3 separate regions of the Mus musculus genome follow, and all the other regions are linked to region 1. A link is a loop called in an ENCODE intact Hi-C map of the cell type or tissue named here. Cell type or tissue: heart. All regions are shown on one strand.

The links. Hi-C counts contacts between places; a loop is a spot of excess contacts. Peaks named below come from ENCODE experiments on the same cell type or tissue, not always from the same donor. Only the 100,000 strongest peaks of a DNase experiment are listed, where the experiment ranks them.
Region 2: it touches region 1 in a loop (9-fold over the local background); 8 of 42 quality-filtered maps call a loop at or near these places.
Region 3: a loop joins it to region 1, with 8 times the contacts of the local background. A loop is called at or near these places in 27 of 42 quality-filtered maps.

What each region holds. Positions count from the first base shown.
Region 1 is chr2:173,183,223-173,191,222 of GRCm38, forward strand. No RefSeq gene overlaps it. Among named protein-coding and RNA genes, the nearest start is that of Zbp1, 32 kb to the right of the region's middle. In heart, a CTCF peak has its summit at 1,099 (motif pointing left); DNase peaks (open chromatin) are centred at 959 and 3,309; H3K27me3 peaks cover 2,066 bases.
Region 2 is chr2:173,450,724-173,458,723 of GRCm38, forward strand. No RefSeq gene overlaps it. Among named protein-coding and RNA genes, the nearest start is that of Gm14642, 60 kb to the left of the region's middle. In heart, CTCF peaks have their summits at 3,164 (motif pointing left) and 5,601 (motif pointing left); a DNase peak (open chromatin) is centred at 1,568.
Region 3 is chr2:173,542,836-173,550,835 of GRCm38, forward strand. No RefSeq gene overlaps it. Among named protein-coding and RNA genes, the nearest start is that of 1700021F07Rik, 24 kb to the left of the region's middle. In heart, a CTCF peak has its summit at 3,699 (motif pointing left); a DNase peak (open chromatin) is centred at 3,676; H3K27me3 peaks cover 3,570 bases.

The sequences.
Region 1 (8,000 bases):
TTCTGAAGGAAGGGCATGGATCCTGGAGAACAGGAGGAACATGTGGAAGAGAGAGAGGCCTGGGGTCAAGGTGTCCAGGTTTCCGGATCCACTGGATAGCAGGGTCACCGGTGAACTTCATTCTTTTAGTAACTCCCGAGCGACCACCGGCGGGGTGGCTGCTCTTGGCATTGGAACGCGCTAAACCAATAGATGGATGCTTACAGGACGGATGCATGGGAAGAGGGTTATTCAGGACCCACCAGCCAGCATAGCACATGGAGCCTGAGAGATGGGCCAGAGGAAACTGAGGAAAAAGAGCAGGCGACATTTCTGCAAAGAGCCTTGTGCAGGAGAGCTTGGGAGAGGCTGAGGGGCCTGGGTGTGGCTGGGGCTGAAGGTGGAAAGAAGCCAGGAGGAGGGCACAGGCCACTGGGGTCTGGTCAGCCAGAAACAGAGAGGGTATCATGAGAGAGTGAGGTCTCCGGCTGGTGAGATGGCTTAGCAGGTAAAGGTACCTCTTTGTCAGGCCTGACAACCAGAGGGCAGAGTGGTCACCCCTTTAATTCCAGCACTCAGGAGGCAGAGGAAGCTAGGATCTCTGAGTTCGAGGGCAGCTTGGTCTACAGAGTGAGTTCCAGGACAGCCAGGGCTACACAGAGAAAGCCTGTCTTGGGGGGTTGGGAGAGATGGACAACCTGAATAAACTAACTCCAAGTTGTTCTCTGGTCTCCAGATACTGTGGCATGTACACACACACACACACACACACACACACACACAGTGGGGTGGGTCTGGGCTGTAGAGTTGACCTAGAGTTTGAGGAAAGGAAGCACAGCAGGGTGCCAGCCCCATGGTGGTCTTGTGGCACAGACAGACCCCTGCTGGTAACCTCTGCAGGGGCAGGGACATGAGACAAAGCTCACTTCAAGGCTCACATCAGGCAGATCTCACAGCAGAGCAACTGCCCTTGCTCCACAGAGGGCTCTCAGAGGGACGTTGGGAACCCTCCTGGCCTGGCTCCTGGGCTAGTCCGGCCCTTTGCCCACCTGTTAGCCAAGTCCGAATTTTGAATCATCTGTTTAAAAATAGATCAAGGGTGCCACCTGGTGGCCGAAATCTCAGCCATGGACGCTCCGGACCAGACCTCTGTCCAGGTGTGTCAGTGTCCCAGGAGGGCGCAAAAGACATTCACGCACACTTCCCAGTTAGCACAGGTGATCCTCAGATGACACTGAAAGCCAAGGGACCCTAAGAAACCCAGGGGCTGGAGTTTCATGCCCAGTACCAGCCTTTCTTCCCACACTCTCCGATTTCCTTCCAGACTTTTCTCCACACACCCAGATACTTTCTAATGTAAAAAGTGATTCGCAGCCCACAGAGTCAGGAAACTGCTGGGCTCCCACGCACTTCAAGATGGGGTTTCTCCCTCTCTGTCAGCCGAGATTTCTCCTGGTGGGCTGAGAGTGCTTTCGAGATGCCACCAGACAGGGCGTGACCAGGAGCCAGGTGAGCTTCCCGACATCTTCTCCCCTTGTTCTCCCTCCACTGAGGAAGACTGGATGACCACAGACCTCACCAAGAGGACAGGGAGTGGGACAGGGGACAGATATCACACTACCGGGCTGCTTCTGTCCACAAAGGTGGCAACTCAGGACAGTCACTGTCCTTAGCTTGCCCCAGGGGCTCCCTAACTCGTGGTCCTGCCTGCTGGAGGTAGGCACGTAGTAGCCAGGACAGAGCAGATCCACCCATGGGGCACCTCAGCCCCAGGGTGGCGTCTGCTGTGCTTCCAATGGGCTGTGCTTCTCAGTGGAGGCTCCCTGGCCACCTGTCCTGTTCTCCCACTCAGAGGACTTCAGAGCACAGAGACCACATCCCCGTTGTTGTCTGGGAGACTGGAGCAACTTCACAGTCACCTGTCTGCTCTTGTCACTTGTGGACGAGGCGATATGGGACAGGAAGTGATTGTCTCATTGGATGGACCTACCCATCCAATGAGACTAACTGTAAAGGAGCTGCTGATACGGGGACCACGGCATCTCAACTGCTTACAGCCACTTCCGAGGACCCCCGGGGTTCATTTATGCTTTCCATTTTCCAGATGGGGAAACTGAGGCCTGGGGAGGGGAACAACAAATTGAGTTGCACGTTTGCTGAGTGTCCAAGGACCTTGTCAGTCACTTCCCACTTGGGAAAGCTCTGGTTGAGGGGCGGGGCTCTCTCTGGCCATGTGACTCATGGCTGGACGTGGCTAGGTCTGGTGTGTGACATGTGGTGTGTGACATGTTGTACTGGAGTAGTTCAGGGTGTCACAGCTCAGAGCACAAACTGACTGGAGGACATCAAGCACTCACCAGGGCCTCCTGAGTCCTGCTGGAGGGACCGTCCCACTCACACCAGGTGTGAGACGGTAAAGAGGGACGGCAGAGGAGGAAGGAGGCTCCCTGCTAGTCCTAGGTAAAGTTTAGTGATATGAGTGGTGACAGCAGATCATTCGAAGGATGAATATGGCCAGTCACCTGGCTAGACATTTTCTCACCTGGTCCTAAAAACAACCCCCAGAGGGAGGAAGGTGATGGCCCCATTTAACAGATTTGAAGACTGAGGCACAGAGACTAGGAGATAGGAAGGCCTAACCTCTGAAGCTGAGGTGTCCCGATATCTGTCCTCCGTGTACCTGGAATATTACTCATGCATATTTTCGGATAGCTTGAAGGATTGTGGGCTGGATGTGTGCCCTGGGACCCCACAGGCAAATCACCACTCTCGGTTGGGGTCCAAACTTCATCTTTGTCCCTCCCCCGCATCCCGGAGGTATTTCCACAGTACAAGGGGCTTTCTCCTACCCACAGGGGTCATGAATCCTTGCTCTTTGCAGGCTGTGTTACCTCTGGCCAGTAGTTCAACATCCCTGTGCTCTTGAGATAGACAGCTCTTCACACATAGGCACGGAGGGTGCACTGGTGCCTGTAGGAGTCGGATGGTGTCAGCAACTGCGGGATAAGCTGTGGGCTCCAGGAGGGAGCAAGCAGGTCTTGGGTGGGTGGGAGCTCTTCACAGACAAAGCACGTTGCGGGGTTGTCCCTGATAAGGGTGCAGGTCCTTGAACGTTGAGCGTTGGCGTCGGTTGGAGAGAGCCTGTGTAAGGAGGAACCTAGCTTGAAGTGTGTTTACAGTTTAGGGGTTGTGATGTAAAACTCCAGAAACTTAGCCACGCGGGCACAGCCCCGGGAGTCCTCCGCCCGGCCCACCCGAGACCCTCAAGTTCCCTGGCCAAGCTGACTGTGTGGTGCTCTGGCCAGACAGTACGTGACCAGCAGAGGGCGCTCGGCCCAAGGCTGTGAATCTGCAAGAGCCAGGACACCAGCGAGGTGGCCACTTCCCTGCCCAGCGCCTGAAGCCATCAAGAGTGGCCAGAGGAGTGGCACTGGAAACCGATTGTGTAGCAGGATAATTAGGGTCCCTCGGTGCCCTTGGTGTGTTCAGGTGCGGGAGAGCAGCTGAGACATCTCAGCTTTGGGGCTGGGGCTGGGGGAAGGATATAGCAACCCTTCCTACCATACAGCCCCGCCTGTGTCTTGTTCCCCCCTGCCCTGTCCCTGCCCTGGCTCTGGAATGACCGAGTGTCTGTCCTCACTCGCCCTTGAGTGAACTCTGTGAGGAAGGCATTGCCCTCACCTTTGTCCCACTTTACCAAAAGACCAGAGCAGGTGGACAGGGTCCCACTCAAGTCCCATCTGACTGCACAGCCTGGGCTCCAGCATCAATCTAACCTCATTCTTTCTTTTTCATGGTATTAGGAAGGTTGACAGAGCAACAGACAGACAACCACAGATCACTTCCTGTCTGGCACTGTTGGTGATCTGGACTAGGGAACTCGGCAAGGTCTGCCCGGTGGCTGAGGGACACTCTGAGATGAAGGCTGGGGATGTCCTTCCGCGGGGCTGGCTTCCCAGAGGCCACGGCTGTGTTACCTTCGCTGTAGAAACACAGTTTTTTCAGGAGTGTTAACAGTTAAGGGCTCTGAGGCAGGGGGTTATCCTCGAATTTGTTTTAGGAGGGTCAGAGCTGTTAAGAAGGCTACTGAGGTGGCTGGTGTGTAAACCTTCTCTCCAGAACCTCCCTCCTGACTCCTAGGCCAGCCACACCCTCGGATTTAGCTGCTGGGGGCGGGGGCATTGAAGCTGGAGGTAGGAGTAGCCAGGCCTGTGACTCCTCCCTCTGACACTCCTGTCTAGGCCTGTGACTCCTCCCTCTGACACTCCTGTTCCCTGAACTTTCCTCTAGTGATAGTGTCCCAGGCCAAAGGACTGGGGGACAGCAAGCGGGCCACCAAGACACTCTGGGGAGGAAGGTGACCACGGAAGAGGGTTGGGGGTGGAAATTAGGTTTAGGGGCCATAACCTGAGGTTGAGGCCTGCCCCTGTCCCTTCAGCAACTGTCTAGACTCTGAGCCTCACTTTACCTCCCTGGGCATGGAGGCTGCACTGGGCTGTGGGCCACAAGTGGGTGTCCAGGGAGCCTCGTATCCCAGCCTCTCATGGGAGGAAAATTGTTTTCAGGGAGTGCAAGACACGGGTTCCCTCCCTCCTCTACTGGACATTGGAGCCCTCCACTCTCCTCAAGATGGTCTGGTGGTGGGATGGCCAGGGGGAGGGCTCAGGCCTGGGTAGGGGGATGGCCAAGGGGTAAGGTTCAGGACTGGGTGGGGGGAGGGCTCAGATCTGGGTAGAGGGTGGCCAAGGGGGAGAGGAAAATCTGACCCCACCTCTCAGCAGTTCACTGTTCTTTTTTCTTTGTATTTAAGATAGTTATTTTAATATACTATATTCTGATCTGTTTCCCCTCTCTTGTCTGCCCCCTGCAACACACTCACTCCATGCCTCTTTTTTCTCTATCTTAAGAAAACAGACAGGCAAATAAAAAAGACAAACAAAAAAACAAATAAAACAAAAGACCATGAGAAACGCACATCACGGACGCATACACACACACACACACACACACACACACACACACACACACACACGCACCCATGAATGCACACATACATGCACATACACACCCATACGTGCACATGAACGCGTGCACAGACAGATGCATGCACACACGTGTGAGCACACACATTCCAATAAAAACACAAAATTGGAAACCATAATATAGAAGCAAAACTCTAGTAAGGTTTTTTTTTTTGAGTCCAAATAAAACAACACAAGATAATAATAATAATAATAATAAAGATATTTTCCAAAAATACCTTCAAATTTGTGCTGGCCATCTACCCCTGGGCATGGGGCGTGCCCTTCAGTGTGGTTTGTATATCTAGTGAGACTCCCTTGGAGAAAGTCATTTTTCCCTTGTGACAGGATGTCAGTTGGAGATAGCTTCTTGGTTAGGGATGGCAGATGGTGTCCATTGCCCCTTCTCAGCACTGGAACCCCATCTGGTTTGCACCCGTGCAGGTCCTGTGTGCAATGCCATGGTCTTTGTGAGTTCACATGTGCATGAGCAGTCCTGTGGTGCCTGGAGACATGGATTCCTTGGTGTCCTCCCTCCCCTGTGGCTCTTATAGTCTTATAGTCTGCCTCCTCTTCCCCAGAATCCCCGAACCCTGAAGGGAGGGAAATGATGGGGACACTCCATTTAGGACTAAGTCTTCCAGAGCGTTCACTCTCTGCACTTCATCCCCAGTAGACTCTATTCCCATCTACTGCAAAAGGAAGTTTCTCTGATGATGGCTGATCTATGAATATAGCAGATTGTCATTAGGAGTCATTTTATCGCCATGTTCCTTTAGCGGAACAATAGTATTTCTTCTTCCCATAGGCCCATGGCCTCTCTAGTCCCAGATTTCTCGACCCCGAAAGCAGTGTCAGGCGTGGGTCTCATCTCATAGAGTGGTCCTTAAATCCACTCAGACAGCGGCTGGTTACTTCCACAACCTCTTTGCCACTATTGTGCCAACGGGCCATGTTGGCAGGTCAACACTGTAGATCAATGGTTTTGTACAGGGCTTAGTATTTACATCCTCCTCTGGTAGCGGGCAGGGTACCTTCCAGTAACCATGGACACTCGTCAGTAGTACTGAAGGCTTTGGTTAGACACCAGCTTGACTTCTCTGTGTTCGGTGAATTACAGCCATAGGACCTTGCCTTCATATTGTGGGAGGTGACCAATAGCTTTGGCAATAGCCTGGGTTGCTTGGGGGTTTCCTTGGGAGCCCTTTCACCAGCCACTCAATTAAATGTAATCCATACCTTGTCTTGGATTTCACTTAGTGTCAGGAGACATCTAGCTGAGACTTCGTCTTCCCTTTGATAGAGTGATTATATTTAGATTTCTTTCATGTGTGTATATATTCTTAAAAGCATCAACTACAGTAGGTTTCTATGATTCTTCACTTGTCACTTAGTGTTAGCTGTGCCTCCCCATACTCCTTCCTCTGATCTTCCCTCCCATTCCTGTAACCCTCCCCCCCTCCCCCCCTCCCCCTCCCCCCTGTTCTATCTCCTCTTCCTTGGGGAAATAGAATCTCCCCTAGTTCTCTACTCTACACCTACCTCTTTCCTAATTCCTTATCAATGCCTAGTACTAACCGTTGTGGTTCATCACATAGCAGCACAATTATCGAGTAACCTAAAAGCTGACATCCACATATAAAAGATTACATATCAGAGTTGCCTTTTGAGGTCTGGGTTACCTCATTCAAGATAATTCTTTTTTCTAGATTCATCCATTTACCTGTAAATTTCATGGTTTTTTTTTTTTTTTTTTTTAAAAGCTGAATAGTACTCCATGGTGTAAATGTACCACATTTTCCTGATCCAGTCATCTATTGATGGGTGTCTGAGCTGTTTCTGATTTCTGGCTATCTATGAATAGAGCAGGAGTTAACACAGATGGACAGGCGTCTCTGTGTGAAGAGCCCTCTGGGTATATGCCCAAGGAGAGGCATAGCTGGATCTCCAGGTAGATCTGTTCCCAGCTTCTTGAGGAAGCCCCCACCCATGGACTTTCACAGTGACTGTAAAAGTTTGTACTCACACCAGCGATGGAGGCGTGTCCCCTAACTCCACATCCTCATCCCTGTGAGCTGTCATTTGTTTTATTGACCTTGGCCACTCTGACTGGTGTAAGATTAAATTTTGAAGTAGTTTTGATTTGGATTTCCCTGATGGCAAAGACGTTGAACATTAAACAAAAATTTTTGTCAGCTATTCGTGCTCAATCTTCTGAGAAGTCTTGGTTTAGACCTGTACACCGCCATTTTATTAAAAATTGGGTGATTTGTTTTCTTTATGTCCAGTTTTTTTAGTTCTTTATGTATTTTGGATAGTACCAGACATATAGGCGGTAAAAAATCATTTCCCATTTTGTAGACTGTCACTTTGTCCAAATGCTGGTGTCCTTTGCCTCTAGGAGCATTGTCCCGAGGTCCATTTATTAAATACCGACCTCAGCGCCTGTGTTAACGGTGCTCTGTTCAGAAAGTCTCCTCCTGTGCCAATGAGTTCAAGGCCATTCCCTACTTTCCCTTTTATCAGACTCTGTAACTGGTTTTGTGTTGAGGTTTTGATCCATTTGGAGTTGAGTTTTGTGCGGGGTCCTAAGTATTTGCATTCTTCTACATGTGGACAATCCGTTTGGCCAACACCATCTGTTAAAGATGATGCCTTTTTTCCAGTGTGTATGTCTGGCTTTTTTTAAAAAAAATCAAAGATCAGGTGTCTCTATAGGTATGTGGATTTATGTCTGGGTCTTCAACTCAATTCCATTGATCAATGTGTGTTTTTGTCAATAAGATGTGGTTTTTATTACCATAGCTCTGTAGTACAACTTGAAATCAGGAATGATGGAGGAGACCTCCATCCATCTTTTTATCATTCAGGATTGTTTTAGATATCTTAGTTTCTCTCCCCCACCCCCATATGAAACTAAGAACTGTCCCTTCAGGTTCTCTGAAGAACTGTGTTGGAATTTTGATGGGGATGGCATCAAATCTGTAGATTCCTTTTGGT
Region 2 (8,000 bases), 270 kb after region 1:
GCTAGGCTTGTTTCTTTAGGACCTGACAGTGAGTGCGGGCAAAGTTTTAAATGCACAATAGAGGAGTTCTGTGGGTGTAACAAAGTGTTGATGGAAACGCAGATCAGGGATGGAAACCCAGGACCACAGCGTACACAAGGAAGGCAGTTTTGTATTATTAGGGAAAAGAAAAATGAAGTTCCTCTCTTATTCATTGAGTTAAAGACACACGGTGAACAGCACAGACATCCACATCCACCCAGTATACTGAGAACTCCCAAATAAATTCCCTCCCAACCGTCCCGGGGGGGGGGGGGAAGTCAACTAAAGCCAGAAACATTCGTCCCGTTGAAAGTGTTAGCAATGGCACTAAACCAGCTTCCCAGTGCGGCTAGCAGGAGCGTGGGGGATCCCTGCCCAGAAAGGGAATAGTCTTAGACGATGGGAGAGGTGAGTCTTTATCGTGCCAGCTTTAAAATTTTTGTTACAAATTTAAAGAAAAGGTTTTAAAAGATTTTTTTTCAAAAATAAGTAGGAAATCTTTTAAGTAAGCCAGCAGAGGCCATGGGCCATAAAATTTAGAAGGTTTCTGGAAATCTCCAAGATCAATTGATGGTCTAAAATTTCGAATTTACTTTCTTATGCCCACATGAGGAGAGTAGTGGCCACCATAAATACAAGGCCAACATGAGCCGTTCATTTAAGCTGGTGAGCTGCCTCATAGCCATGATCAGGATGCGCTCCCTGGGGCTGGAGAGAGCAGCTGGGTGAGTGTAACAGGCACTCAGACAAAATGGAGTTACTGTGGGCAGCTCAGCTCAACTTTGCTTTAGCTTTGGGTTGGTCGCTGCTCTATACACTTTCTATTTATTCTTGTGGCGTGTGTATGTTGTGTGTGTGTGTGCATGCGTGCTGTGTGCGTGTGTGTGTGTGTGTGTGTGTTTGTGTGTGCATGAGGAGGCCAGAAGAAAGCATCTGGCATCTTCCTCTGTCACTCCCTACCTTATTCCCTCGAGACAAAGGCTCTCATTGAACTTGGAGCCAGCCATTTTCCTGGCTGGCCTGGCTGGACTACTGTCCAGGCTCCGTGATTCAATCCCCATTGTCTCCTCCCCACACGGTGTTAGGGTTACAGGCAAACCCAGCTTTTTACTCCAATGTTGAGAAATCTGTGCCCAGGTCCTCATGGTCGTCTGGCAAGCACCGTTACCCCCTGAGCCCTCTCCCAGGTCCCCCATAAGCATCTCAAGTATATTTGAACTAAATTGACAAAGAAACTGCAGCTCACACACTAAGGACCTGAACTCATGACATAAGTAGTTTTGAGTCACCCACTCCTTCGAGGGAGACTTGCGGCTAAAAGAGGAAATTCATTTCCATCGAGACAGGAGAGTTTTTATTCCTGTTGAGTAATCTAGATTCTGTGGAAAATGAAGCGAGAGGCTGAGGTCGCGCTTAATGCTGGCTTGCATCATGTGATGCATAAGGAAAATATTTGGGATCGGTTTCTGGAGTGGACTCGTGGAGCACCATGGCTACAGTGGTTAAAAATCAACACAGTTTACCGCACAGCACGGGCATGAGTCACCCTGAGTTTATAGATGCGCCCGCTCTGAACCGTGAAGCCATGTCTTCAGCCACCCACCCCGTCCTCCCTCTTAAAGATGAAAGAAAGGGGGAAGGAAGCAGCTTTCTCACACACAAGCAGTTCCTGGAACTGGAGTGACGTGGGTATGGTTATACATTTCTAAAATTGAAAACTTAGTCAAATACACCCAAGGCTCACACACAACGAAGTGCAAACAGCTAAACTCAAATACGCAGTTAAGGATGAAATGCACACTTGTAAAACATCGTGCCAATAATTCTATTATGCAGAAACGACAGTATCTTGAACATAGACACGGATTAAAATTTAACTTTGCCTTTTAAAGGTTTTCTTTTTTATCATGACAAGATCTTCCTGCGTAGCCAAGGCCACCCTTGAACTTGTAATCCTCCTGCCTCCGCTTCTCAAGTGCTGAGATTCAATGTGTGTGTGGTGACCATCAAGCTTGAGGCTTTGCCTGTGGCTTGTCTTCATTCTTATCCCGCAGCAGAGAATTGCTCTGTCTTTAGTCTCTGGACGTAAGCTCAAGTCCATTTTAGTAAAAGTTGCAAGGCCCAGGCAACAAGTCTAATTCTGGCCAAGTTTAGTGTTGAAAACACATTCATTTCTGGTACCAAAACCCAGGGGAAACTATATACAAGCCTTGAGCTTTCGTAAACCTTCACAGGTCAGGGCCAGCCAGCAGAAATCTGCGTGTCCTGGAGGTGACACCAGAGAAAGAAACCACAGCCTTTGTGACCTCGTGTGGCCCAGTGTGGGCTTGTGTGAGAGCCAAGGCCTATGGGGTAGGTGCAGAGATTTAGTTGGGGGTCTGATATAGCTCAAATGAAATTTAAGAAATGAAATGTATGAAGACTAGTTCAAACTCATTGTAAAGTGAGACTCAAATCATGGACATGTTAATGTAGATCTTTGGCAAATTAGGGCCGTGCATACATTCAGATACCCACCAGACTGGCCTTGAGCTCAGAGATCCAACTGCCTCTGTCTCCTGAAATACCCAACTCTTTGCCTCCAACTTGACTATTTCCCTTAGTGACTGTTTTGTTTTAATCCCTGACAATGCAGCCACTTATCACCTGATCCGTTACGTTGCTCCGTTTGGATATTCATTGTTTGACTTACCAGATGCTCTGATTGGTGTGTTCTTTTTCACACGCAATGCAGAACATTTAAAGACACGGCTTTCCCTCTGAATGTGGCTTTGGCTGCTTCTAAAATGTTGCTGTTGCCATAAATTGATACCCCAAATAAGCTAAAATGTAATGTTTTGCTATCTCCTTGATCTAAAACTTGTTGAGGAGAATTTGTTTTAAAACTGCCTACTGCAACTACCCAGCGATTAGACAAAGGTTAATTAAATTGTGGTAAAATTCACACAGTCACTGCACCGTCATAGGTGAGAGCCAGATGATGCACACTGTATTGAAGGTGATGTCCCCGGCATAGGTGAAATACACATACAGCTTTACTGAGTAGCCTAGAGTGGTGTCCCTGGCAGCTGAACTCAGCAGCCTGGGGGTGCAGCCTCTGGAAAACGGTGCTGGCTGAGATGTGGAGCAGAGCGCCCTCTGGAGGTAGCCTTGAGGGAGCGCATCTGTGAAGGTGCACTCTGGTGTGTGCAGACCATCTTGTACTGTGAGGCCCACAGACACAGACACCATAAGGGTGACGATCTGGGTTCCTCCATGAAGCATCTGTGTTAGTTTCTTCCTGCATCGCAGTGGCCAAGCAGCAACAATAAGGGACTTGAAGAGAGGTTTATTTTGACACACTGCGTAGCTCTCAGCTGTGACTTCTGTCTCACGTCTTAGAGGAACTGGAAGCAGAGGCCATACAGGAAGTATATCTGGCCTATGACCCTCAGTGCAGACCCCAAGTGGTTCACATTCTCCAGTGAGGCTGCACCCTCTAAGGTTTCCACAGGCTTCCTAGAGAGGCTTCAGCATTTGGGGACCGAACATTCAGACACACAAGCCGTGGGGGACATTTCCTAACCAACCCATACTGGCATCGTTAGCAGAGAATCTGCCCTGTGACTTTCTCTCTGAAGTCCGTGACCATATCCTCCCTGGCTGGAGTAATTGCCACTGTGGGCTCCCCAGAGGGTCATTCCTTCCTCCTCTCCATCCCAACAGTGACTCAGAAAGCTTAGATGGATTCAAACACACACCGCTCCCAGGGAAGCTGCTGCCCACCAGCTCCGGGGAGACTGGGGTGGAGATGTGGCTCGCGAGCAGCTGTGGCCAGTTTTGATGGTTTCCTTTCTTGATCCATGTTTAAGCCCACCTGTTGTTCTTTCCGAGAAATCTGAGATTCAAGGTGAGTTGGTGGCATCACGGGTCCAATCTGGCCTCAGGAGAAAGATGTCTATTCTCATAGAGAACTAGGGGCTTCTACCTCAGTTGCCCTGGCTCACAATGGTTGGCATGAAGATGAGGGGGTAGCATCCCAAAAGGTACACTGGAGGTGAAGGACTCACTGAGCGCTTTGAAACAGGCCCCTTGGAGGGGGCATCCATTTATAGATATGAATGTGTGTCTGTATGTGGGTGTGTACACAAGAGTGCAGTGCCCAAAGAGGCCAGAAGAGGGCATTAGACTTCCCTGGAACTGGATTGACAGGCAGTTGTGAGCCTCCATGTGGGTGCTGGGAACTGAACTCTGATCGTCTGTAAGACCAGCCAGTGCTCTCATCATTGAGCCAGCTCTCCAGCTCCATTTTAAATTGTGTGGTTTCTCTTTTTCTTTAACTCCTGGTTTCAGCCCCTCCGAGGGAGGTTTTCCGCTTGTTGTAGCTTGTTGTATCCCACTCTCAAACCAAGCATGAAGCTCCGTGCAGAAGCCGTCCTATGGACCGAGGGATGGGGGCATCTCCTCTGAAGTGTTTGCATTCATCCTTACTAAGTGACATTTATTACACCACCTGCTTATTCGATCTGTGAAGTCTGAGAGGAACATCAAAGGCTGTCAGCTATCACTGTGGCTTCAAAGAAGCGTCACATTAGAGCCCTTCTCCTGCAAGAAATAGTTAGAGGGCCAAGTTCACAGCCACCATGTCGTCTTGACGGTTTGTGGGTTTGACAAAGGTTGAATGCACATTTCGACGGTGGCTTATGTTCATCCTGCATCCTGCTCACTGAGAGAAGCGCATATCTGTTCTGCCTGTGTTCTTCTTCACCGCCCCGCTCACCCTCTGTCGCCTCTTGCTCTGGGGTGTGTCCCTGATGGAGAGTTAGCACTGGACCTTTTCTCTGAGAGTCAGAGCAGAGGACTCTGCCTTCCATCCGATGCACCTCGATATCTCATCGGAGCTCCCGTTCACCCTCTTTTGTTGTTGATGGCGTTTGGGGTTTTGCTTCGTTGAATTCAGCTGTGTTTCCCTCCCTATTTTCCCCTGGATTTGGATCTGACTACTGTGTCCCTTGAACAGTTCCACCAACATCTCTAAGCCCGGATGAGTCTGTTACGGTCAGAACTACTCGGTGACCAATTTCTAGCCTGCTGCTCCTGCCCAGGCTAGCCCTCTGGCTGCTTCCTACAGAATAAACAGTGTTCATCCCTCGCCAGTCTCCTCTGTGAAACTGACCGGCTTACGGCTGCAGACACCCCCCACCCCTGCCCCATCATCACCTCTCTCCACACAGCCACACAAGGGCGGGGACCTGTCCTTCTCTCGAAGCCTGATGTGGCTGCTGCAGGACTGGGGCTCAGGCACTTCATCAGTGGGTATTCTGCATCTGGCTCTTCACCGCCTAGGTTATAAGAGATCTGGAGGTTCAGCCCTAAGACTGCAGTGTTTTTTATTGGTTTGTACAATTTGCTCATAGAATAAGCTGAGGTAAATAAAGTAAGTAGTAAGTCCTGATGTGAACTTAAAATAACCGGTTACATAATCGCAAAGCTAGTGCAGCTGAGGCTGGAGAGATGGCCCAGATTAAGAGCACTTACTGCTCCCGCAGAGGACTCGAGTTTGCATCACAGCTCCAAAAAGATCTGGCGCCCTCCTGTGGCCTCCATAGACACTGCACTCATGTGCGTGAATCCACACTCAAGACACAGACAAATACACGTAATTAAAACATTAATTTGCAGGGTTAGATTGAACTTAGATTTGCCTCAAACTAAAGTCTCCTTCTCTACTAATTTTCTCACTACTGTGATGATAAATCTGGCTGAAGTCACCTGAAGGAGAGGGCTATTTTGGTTTGAGGGTACACAGTCCATGACGGCAGAGAAGTCGGGGTGTCAGGAGCTAGAATCAGCTGGTCAGGTTGCATCTGTAGTCTAGAAGCAGGGAGAGAGGAATACTGGGGCTTGGCTGGATTTCCCCTTTTTATTTCATCTGGTACCTCACCCCATGGAGTGATGCCACCCACATTTAGGGTAAATCTCTTCTCTTTACCTTCTGGAAGCTTCCTCATAGATGTAGCAAAGCGTATGTCCATGGTGACTTTATGTCCCATAAAGTTGACAATCAAGATGACCACCAGACTCAACTAACTCTCTCTCTCTCTCTCTCTCTCTCTCTCTCTCTCTCTCTCTCACACACACACACACACACACACACCAGTGTGATCAATCTTTTTATATCAGCTCAGGAGGTGGCTGCTTAGAGTGAGACATGGTCATGACAAACACCACCATGGTCAAGGTCTCCCTCAAATGTCCCTAGCTCCCATCAGCCTGAATGCATTGAGTCTACTCTGAAGGTGCTCCCTTCACTCCCAACCAAGCTGTCTCCCTTTAGGGCTGTTTCACGTCCTCCTTGGCCCCTGCACCTCGGGCTGTGCCTGCCACACACTAGGTGACTTCAGTCGCTGGGTACGCACTCCTGAACTTGGCCTTGATGCATCCAGACCAAGGGCCACTTCCTCCAGGTGAATTCCTGCTTTGAATCTGCACAGAGCCTCTACTCCATTCTCTCCTTTCCCAGCTATGAGAACTCTGGGGGTGGGGGTGGGGTGGGGAACCATGGGAGCCCATGAAGAAAAGAAAATGCAGGCCAGGGCAGAACCTCCTAAGTGCTTCTCCCTTGTGGTCAGGGTGAATTGCTCCATCCAGACAACCCATTGCAAAGCTGAGTCCTTACTCCCTGGTTTGGTTTCCAGCTGTCCCTCCAGGCTCCCTTCCAAGTCACTACACTTTGTGACACACTTCAAATGCCCTTGCCGCTTTGCTCGTCACCAGAATTGCCCGAGATGGCACAGCTCAGTTGCAAGCCAGCACATGCAATCTTCGGGCAACCTCAGGTTCTCAGGTTCGGGGCAGGTTTGAGATTGGGTAACTGCTCTGGTTTGCTTTCTATTGCTGTGTTAAAACACCAAGGGGTTGTTCTCTCCTACAGCGTACATCCCACCGTGAAGGGAAGTCCTGTCAGGAGCTGAAGCAGACGGTGTGGAGAAAGGCGCGAGCTGGCGTGCTCATCACGGCTTGTTCAAGCTTTTTTTATACAACCCAGGACCACCTGCCCGAGAGTGACCTGCTCATTGTGGGCTGGACCCTCCCCCATAAATCATAACATATCACACAACAGAGAAAATGGCCCACGGGCCAATCTGACAGAGGAATTTTCTCAGTTGAGGGCCTTCTCAGCTGATCCTACCTGTGTCAAGTTGACAAAACTCGATCCAACACAGAGATCCAGCAGTGAGGTAAGACACGGTTTCTCTACTATGTCTCACATGTTTGTGGAAAGCAGACCTAGAGCTACAAATCCCAGAAGGTGCCAAGCCTGTCACCACGGTGTAAGAGCAGACATTGCGCATGGCAAGCGATGGCATCCCAAGCAGCCACTCTGTGCCCTTTTCAGATCATAGGAGACTGAATTTCCTGGCCAGACTTCTCTGGAAGCTAGATCCAGGGTTCATGGCCTAGGCTTGAGATTCAAACTGATTCTTGTTCTGTCGCTTGCATGCATTTAATCAAGCGCATGCTAGTCCTAAGTGTGTGTTTTTCCTCCTGTGGGCAACAACAAAGACAGTGGGGACAGTTCGCTGACAGTGCGTGCATCATACCCAGTGAGGATCGGACAGAGAAAGATATTAAACCCGGAGGCATCCAGTGTGCACATCGTGTGGAGCTGACTTCCTGAGAGACTGCAGCATGTGTGCACTAATGGCTTCTCTCGAACACTAAATCTCACTCCCTACTGTGGAGAGTCAGTGCTGGGGACAACACCTGGTCAGTTTCCTGCCCAGTCCCCAGTCTTCTTCCTCCCTGAGAAGAAACCTCAGGCAGCATTTGGGCAGCAAAGGCTCAGATGTTCCTCGTGATACACTGAAGCCTGTCTGCATCTGACTCTCACTTTCCCGGCCTCTTTTGCAGCATAAAACAGCCATATAATTCTCAGGTGAAGCTTGACAGTAGCTTTTCTGGGGGAAAAAACCGTTTTTCCCCTTTCTAAGTAAATC
Region 3 (8,000 bases), 360 kb after region 1:
GCAAACCCATGTGTGACAAATTTCTGCGGGGTTCGATCTATACAGATGGCCTTGGGGGCAGAAGCCAAAGAGTGCCTTTGAAGCAGCAGGGCCTTGGCAACCAGGGCTCAGCCCCTCAGGGCTTTGCCAAGGAGCAAAGGGTTCTGCTGCTCTGGAGAGGAAGCAAGGCCAGGCATCAGAGCCACCAAATCCTCGGACCCTACCCCAACCTGGTGCCAGTTCTCTTACTGTCTCAGTCATAGTTTTCCCAAAAATACTTCTTGGAAGAAAATAGTTGAAACTTTGTTTTCTACTCTGACCATTCCACAAAACCCTGATGAAGGAGTCTAGCGAGAAAGAAAGACAGTGTGCACACACACAGGTGCACACATATGTACTCATTCACACATGCGTATGCACAGGCACACTGGTACATACACACACACATACATACAGGCACACATTCATACACTAATAGGTCACTGGATACCACAGGCACACATGCACACACTCACTCACACACACATACACACTCACACACATGCCCACACACTCATACACACTCACACACATACATACTCACACACTCACACACACATACACACACACATACACACACACACACATACACACACTCACACAGGCCACTGGTTATCATCTCCACAAGTGAGTAGACATGCGAGCGTTTTCTGAGGACACACTTCCTCAGGGGGTGTCAGATCTCAGCTTGGATCCTGCTGCATCCACTTTCCACAGTCAGGGACAGCAGGGGCCTGACATTTTTCACAGAGGTAGCAACTCCATCTGATGTCTCTGAACTGCACCTCGACAAATAGCAGTCACTTCTGAATCTACTTCTCCGAAAGGTCACCAGCCAGACACCCACAGAAAAGCCAGCCGTCACTGTCACTGTCCCCGTTCCCCCTCTCCATGTCCTCCACATTGTGTCCCTCCTCCCTCAGTCTGCCTTGTAGAACTGCACAAAGGGAGAAAGGTACCAGAGAGGAAGCCCACCTGCCGGGCTTGTTACCTGCCTGGCTGCCAGCATTCCCTATTCTTCTGTTCACCAATAAGAGGCAGTCCCATCACGCACGCAGGGCCTGGCTCACATACACAGACTTGCTTCAAAGCTGTGAGGCCCATGTCTGCCCTGAACCTGAAGCCAAAACTCAACAACCACATGCTGTCCCCATGTCCTGCAGAGGGAGGCTCTTGAAGAAAGCACAGAAAACTCGGCCTCTCCCAAGTTCCCCCACGCACCCTCAGCCTGCAAGGGAGATCTCAGAACCACACTCACAAGCTCACCACCTTGGCCTGCTAAGCGCTGGCCTCTACTGTGATGGGGCTAGGGCCATCTCCACCTGCAAGGAAGGAGGAGGACTAGACCTCCAGTCTGCCAGGAAGGGAAAGGCCCTGGACACAGATGGGACAGTCAGCTCAAAGACCCCCAACGTATCTCCCTGTGCTACAAGAGGCGGGGCCCTGTCCATGAGTTCCAGTCCTTCAGCCGACTGACAGATCCTCAGTCCACAACTGAGAGCTCAGGTCATCCCACCCCCAGGAAGGACGCCTGTGTAAGGGAAGCCAGGCCTGTGCCCACCCATCCAATCACTCCTCCTAGTACTCTTGCCACTGTCCCAGAGCAAGATGAAAGCTAGCCACAAAGCTGCTGGCCTTGTGAAGACAAGACTCCAGCAGCCATGGACCCGAAGCTGCAAGAGAAGGGGCTGTGCTCTGGAAAAGAGCCTCTCGGGACCCCTGCTGAGGTCACTGTTGAGCTGAGAGTGTATGGGGGATCTCAGGGGATGGAGACAATGAGGAGCAGAGGGGAACTGGGGAGGTTGGAGGGTAGAGGACCCCTCAGGAAGAGAAGAGCTGGGGTAGTATGGTCACCAAGGTGCCCACAGCTCCCCATGGCTCCCACAGCACTCCAGTACCTCAAAGCCTGGGTCAGGCCCACCTACCCATGTGGAACATGGCAGGAGCCAACCACACTAACTGTAGGAGAGAGATGGTGGCTTGGCCTCTCTGAGCCCCAGTTTCCCCATCAGAGATGGCAGAGGAAAGAGAGACAAATCTAGCAGCCTGGCTCTCATCCCTCATGCCTTGAAGGACACTGTGCTCAAAGGTCCTGGTTTGTCAGTAATGACTGTCCTCAGCTAGAAACCGGTGAGAGTAACAAGGAACCGTAAGGGACAGAATCCTGAAGGGTGTCAAGAGTTGGCTCTGGATGAATTCTGAATCTAGAGTCTTTTGTGCTCTATGACCTTGGATGGTTTATCTCAGGGTCTCAATTTTTCTGAGAAAATGCAAATAACAATGAGTCTCTCTCTGTGTCTGTCTGTCTGTCTGTCTGTCTGTCTCTCTCTCTCTCTCTCTCCCTCTCTCTCTCTCTCTCTCTCTCCCTGTCTCTCTCTCTGACTGCAAGGATCTAGTAAAGTAAGCAGGACTCCCGGCTTGTGGTCAGTCCCTGCAACAAATGCTTTGGGCTCACCCAGTTCCTTCAGTATGGATGGGGCAGACCCCAGATGCCAAGCTCAGTCAACTGCAGGTCTTCACAGAACCTTCTTGTAGCCTCCTGCTGAGAATCACTGATTTGGGGTTCATTTATGTCTAAATGGGTTTCTGCCTGAACATCTTACCTTTTTGTGATTTTCCTTTCAAATTATCGAAGGATGTGCTCTTGGCTTTTGAAAACAGAAAATGAATAAAATGTCAACGGCACAAAATAAAGAATGAAAATCAAGTCCTTCCCCGGCATCGGGATGCCGAAGTGGGAGCCGCTCTTTCAGGACAAGATGCCCTGACTCCCCAAACACTCATCACCCACGCTATATCCAGTCTACTTTAAATGATCACCTGAGAGGAATTCAGTCTTGTTTATCACTCGCACCCCTGTCCCTGCTCCCCTATCGCTCACTCTGGGCTCCCAGCCCAGCAGCCCTGCGTCCAGCAGCCCTGCGTCCCCACTGGCTTGCAGTTAGACAGGACCCTGGAGAGGTGAACCCCCAAAACCTTTCCACAGCTCCTGGCCCATAGTTGGCACCCCACAAACACTGTGACAGCTGGGTGCCTTCCCTGCATGTCCCGTGGGAGGCAAAGATGTCACTCAGTGGGGAAATGTGTTATCGAGGAAGACCCAGGAGTCTGAGGCTGGCCAAGACCACAGCACTGTGCTCCATCATGACCCCAGAAGGGGCAGGGGGCATCCAGGGGTGATGTCACCCGCCACCTGCCACCCGCTTGCTATGTGGCGGGAACGCTGTGTCAAGGCTTGGCCAAAATATGGTACTCATGCTCTCGGCCTTCCGGGGCAGCTCATCCCTACTGACAGACAAGGTGGAGCAGAGAAGCAGGGCACACCTTGCAGGGTGTGGCAGAGACCAGCCCACCCCAACCTGCATTCACAAGGAAGAGTCTGTCCAGGCCAGAATGACTGTGGTGAGACGGGTGTGACATTCACATTCAATCTTGCACAGTATTCATTGTTTGTTTTCAATTCAAATGCAATAAAACCACGCAGTTCACCATGGCCATAACTTGGAGTCCCCCACCCCCTCAGCGCCTCACCCCACCCCACCACCACCCCAGAGCAGGGGTTTCCAGCAGCCTTCTGCCTCCCTCTCTTGTCTGGGCACCTTTGTAGAAACGAAATGCCCCTGGCCCAGGCGGGACTTGAGGTGCCATGCTGCCCCCTGCTGGACCCTTGCAACAATGCACGAGCCAGAGGCCCGCTGCGGAGAGCCTCAGCCTGTTTGCTCAGCAGGTGCTGAGCCCTCACTCACAGGAAGAGCACTGACCCTGGAATGCTTGCGCCACCCTTCTGGGAAAACTGTCACCTGGTTTGCCATCTACCTCCAAACATGGGATAAAAATGGGTAGAAAATTAAAGCAGATGCACTAAAAATCAGCACTCTACAAATAACTTCTTTTAAAACCTAAAGTCAATACAAACGTCTCATGTTGTATAAAATATTGAAGTCTTCAGTAAATAAGGGATCCTCTCACTGATTTTATTCTGTTGCCTCTAGCTCCAATATTGTTGAGCATAACACTGTAATTCATCTGTCTTTATTTAAAGCCCTGGTATTTTGTTTGCATAGATTTTTTGGCATTAATTTTGATTTTTTTAAAATTGCATTAAAATGTCATTTATCTTGATTACAGGTGTGGTTTGGGTTGTTGGTTATTAGTTTATTTTAGTTCAGCATGTCCTTATATTTTGAGCCCAAGGCATGATGTCTTCTTCTTTGTAATAGCTTTGGCTCTGCCCTGGCCCATCTCTCCCCTCCTCTCCCCATTACCCTGTGGACTCCCATAGGCTCAGGCATCTAAATTCCTCATGCTCCTGGCCAGGAGACAAAGCCCTCTTCCCCACCCTCAGCAGCCTCTAGAAAATGGAACAACCAGGGAATGGGCCGTTGCTAAGTTCCTTCCCAAGGGGACACATAAGCAATTCCTCCTTCCTAAGGCCCCAGTGATAAATGGAGACACCATTCCACTAAAATTCACTCTGGGGGGGGGGGGCTGATAAGTTTATTGGACTTTCTCAGAGCATAGAATGAAGAGTTACCTACAAAAGTGTGGAAGATCCCCCCAGTAAAAGGCTGCACTAGAAAATCTCCACCCAGCAGGGATGACAACTGTCCCATAACTACACACATGGAGTCGCTCTCCTATTCTACTTGGCCTGTACGTTCTGTGCCCTCCCCAATGCCTCATGCGGTTAGGACAAAGTTGGATACTGTAGGTGGTGTGGAGCAAGTGGCTGCAGACTCTGGTCTCCCTGTCCCGCTATGGGAGGATGGCGTAGTCATCCAACAGGCCCAGCTGAGGTGACCTTTGGCAAGCAAACTCTCCAAGATGGCCGTTGTTTGGGTCAGAGGAGTCTTGTACAACAGAGGATGTCCTCCGGAGCCTCTAGAAAAGAGCACAGGGTTGCCACGACCGATTCTGGTGGAGCTGCCAGGTGCCCTCCTCTAAAGCTATGAGGTCATATATCCTATCTAAGTCTCTGAGCCGATGACATAGTTACAACATCATAGAGACCCAATACAGTGACTTCCAAAGTCAGTAAGGTACGTGGAGGCCCCTGAGGTGGCTCCAAGCAACTGCCACATGCCTGGTTGCCACATGCCTGGAAGGGGTGGGTGCCCCACAGTTATGTGACAAGCATTACAAATTGAGGCTTAAGGCAGCAACACTTGACTCTCATGGCCTGGGGGCACAAGCCTGAAGCAGGTGTCTTAGTTAGGGTTTTACCCAGGTAACTCTTATAAAGGCAAACATCTCATTGCGGCTGGTTTGCAGGTTCAGAGGTTCAGTCTATTATCATCATGGCGGGAAGCATGGCACTGTGCAGGCAGACATCACGCTGGAGGAGCTGAGGCTTCTACATCCTGACCTGAAGGCAGCAGAAGAGGACTGTCTTCCTCAAGCAGCCAGGAGGAAGCCTTCTTCCACATTTGGCAGAGCTTGAGCACAGGAGACCTCAAAGCTCACCTACACAGTGATGCACTTCCTCCAACAAGGCTACCCCTACTCCAATAAGGCCACACCTCCTAATGATGCCAAGCACTGAAATACATGAATCTATGGGGACCAAACCTGCTCAAACTACACAGCAGGCGTCAGCAGGCATTGCCCCCCCCCCCCCACTTACAGCTCTGGGGTAGAGCCTGCCACACCAACTTCTGGTAGTGCTGGGTGTGGCTTGCTACACACCTGGCTTCATCATACCTGTCTCCTGGGGTTGTCACTCTGTCCTCCTGTCTGTCTAAGATCTTCCTCACCTTCCTCTTCCATGGATCCTTGCAATGGTATTAGGGTCCCCCGAGGACACTCACCCTATCTCTGGGTCCTTGAGTCACCTGTATCCAACTTTTCCCAAGTAATGGGATCGGGACCTGAGATCTTTGGAGCCATTTTCCTGCCTTCCACAGGCCCTGTGACACAGTAGCTGCTCTCTAGGATGGCCAAAGGAGATCCACTTAACCAAGTGTTGAGAGTCCCGGAGAGCTAAGTGCAACCCAGTTTCACACCTGCCCCTCATCTTTACCAAGCCTGTTCGGCAGCTACCAGTGATTCTAAGCCTGTTTCTGCATTTATCCTGGGAACACCAGTCATGTCCCACAAGGTCCTCAGAGTCCTGCCTCCCCAAAGTCATCCCCACTGATTGGGGCCTGGAGCTAGGCTGCTCAAGACCAGGCCTCAGGCTCCCACTGCTCTGCTGCCTGGCCTGTGTCTCTGCATGCTCACTGGAAGGTCAGGGCGACACTGTGTGAAGCTTAGTGGGCCTGTCCCTGAGGCTCACCAGTCCAGGCAGACTCAGCTCAAGCCCTTCTCTTCAGGAGCTTGATCTGCCCAGCTCCCTGTGCCTCAGATGCCACCACACAACTGCACCTCACATCATATGGTCAACTGTCAGGCGATTTCTGGTCTTGGGAGCCAACCCCACAGGACTGCCGCTCTCGGCGGTTTATCATCCCCACAGATGGAATTATAGCTTTGGCACGGGTAATTGGCCACATATTATCCCATATTTTATTTGTATTTATCATTACAGCTAATTATATGGGCCAAGACTTGTCACTGGGGAAGCATATAAATTATGCCTAAATCATTTGTGCGGAGCCGGTTTCCAAAGGAAAGAGTCAACAGCCCATCTGGCTCTGAGATTGGAGGGGGGGGGCGGTTACAGACGTGTGAATTACACACAGAAATACATCTAGCTCTCCTATTAATTATGCATGGGCCTATACACTGGACCCTTATGGACCGGTGTCTCTGTAGATATATGTATCTTGTATCTGTATTCTTTCTCAGCAGCTCATTGGATCTTAGAGTACATTTCCAAAGGAAGATAGTGAAGGGTTCTTTCACTGTCAAATCGGCAAGACCACGGTCCCTGTTAGTCAACCAAACAGTAATTTTGAGCCCGGCATCAGCTGACCATGTGGAGATTTTCCTGGACGACCTGCATGGGTCAGGCCCAGCTAGGTGAGAGACGTCACATGCAGCCTAGAGCTCCCTGAAAGAGACAGACCTGCCACCCACGGGTACTGTTGCAGCCACACCAAGAGGCCAGCCTGTGCTCAGAGTCAGTTCCATGGGTTTCACACCTGCCCAGACGGACAGCCAAGTAATCTCTGAGACAGACTTCCTCCTGCCTTGTTTATCTGGCTCTGCTTGACCCAAGACCATGACCTTCGAGTGTCATCATTCAGCAAACCAGGCAGGATGCTAATGAGATCAGAGCTGGCCCAAACATATCTAGTGACCTGTTGGTTCCTTAGAGCCAACATGCCTTTCTAGGTCCAAAACGATCACAAATAGACCCCAAAGGTCAAAGCCTGGCGGAAAGTTTTCAGGATCCACTAGTCGTCCCCCTTGGTAGGGAAACTGGCACTCAGAAAGAACGCTGTCCTACTGGGCCCACCATAACCTCTACCCTTCCAACGTTCTCACAGTGGCTCCAAGGAGCACTCTACTTATTAGAGTGAGCTGGAGAGGAGCACAGGTCTCTGGGAGCACTAAGGAGTGGGAGGGTTCTCTGCCCTGGCAGGTAGCCAGATGTGTAAAAGCCCCATAGTGCAGAGATCAGGGGAGCATCCAACCCCTCCCAAGGGAGGGAGGCAAGATCAGCAGCTGGCCTATGTGGAGAAGACTGTGCTGTAGGGGTCTGCAGAGATCTCTGTGTATTTGAGGGTCCCCAGAGACTAGAACCCCGAGGGGGGCATGATTGGCCTCAGGCAGAGACTAGACAAAAAATTAGAATGAGCAAACTCAGAATGTTCCAGAAGCTCTTCCTGAGGACAAAAATCTATTGACTTAATATTCTTTAAGAGTATTGATTAGAATGACCTATGCAAAGTTGATACTGAATTAGTGAGGAATATATTCATTTTTAAGTATTTAGGAAAACAAGAAAAATCTATGTGGCTTATTCCGTTCCTCAGTGAATGTGACAACGTGAGAGAGCTGGAAACACTGTAGCTTAGTCATTTGTCTGTCATTTGTTT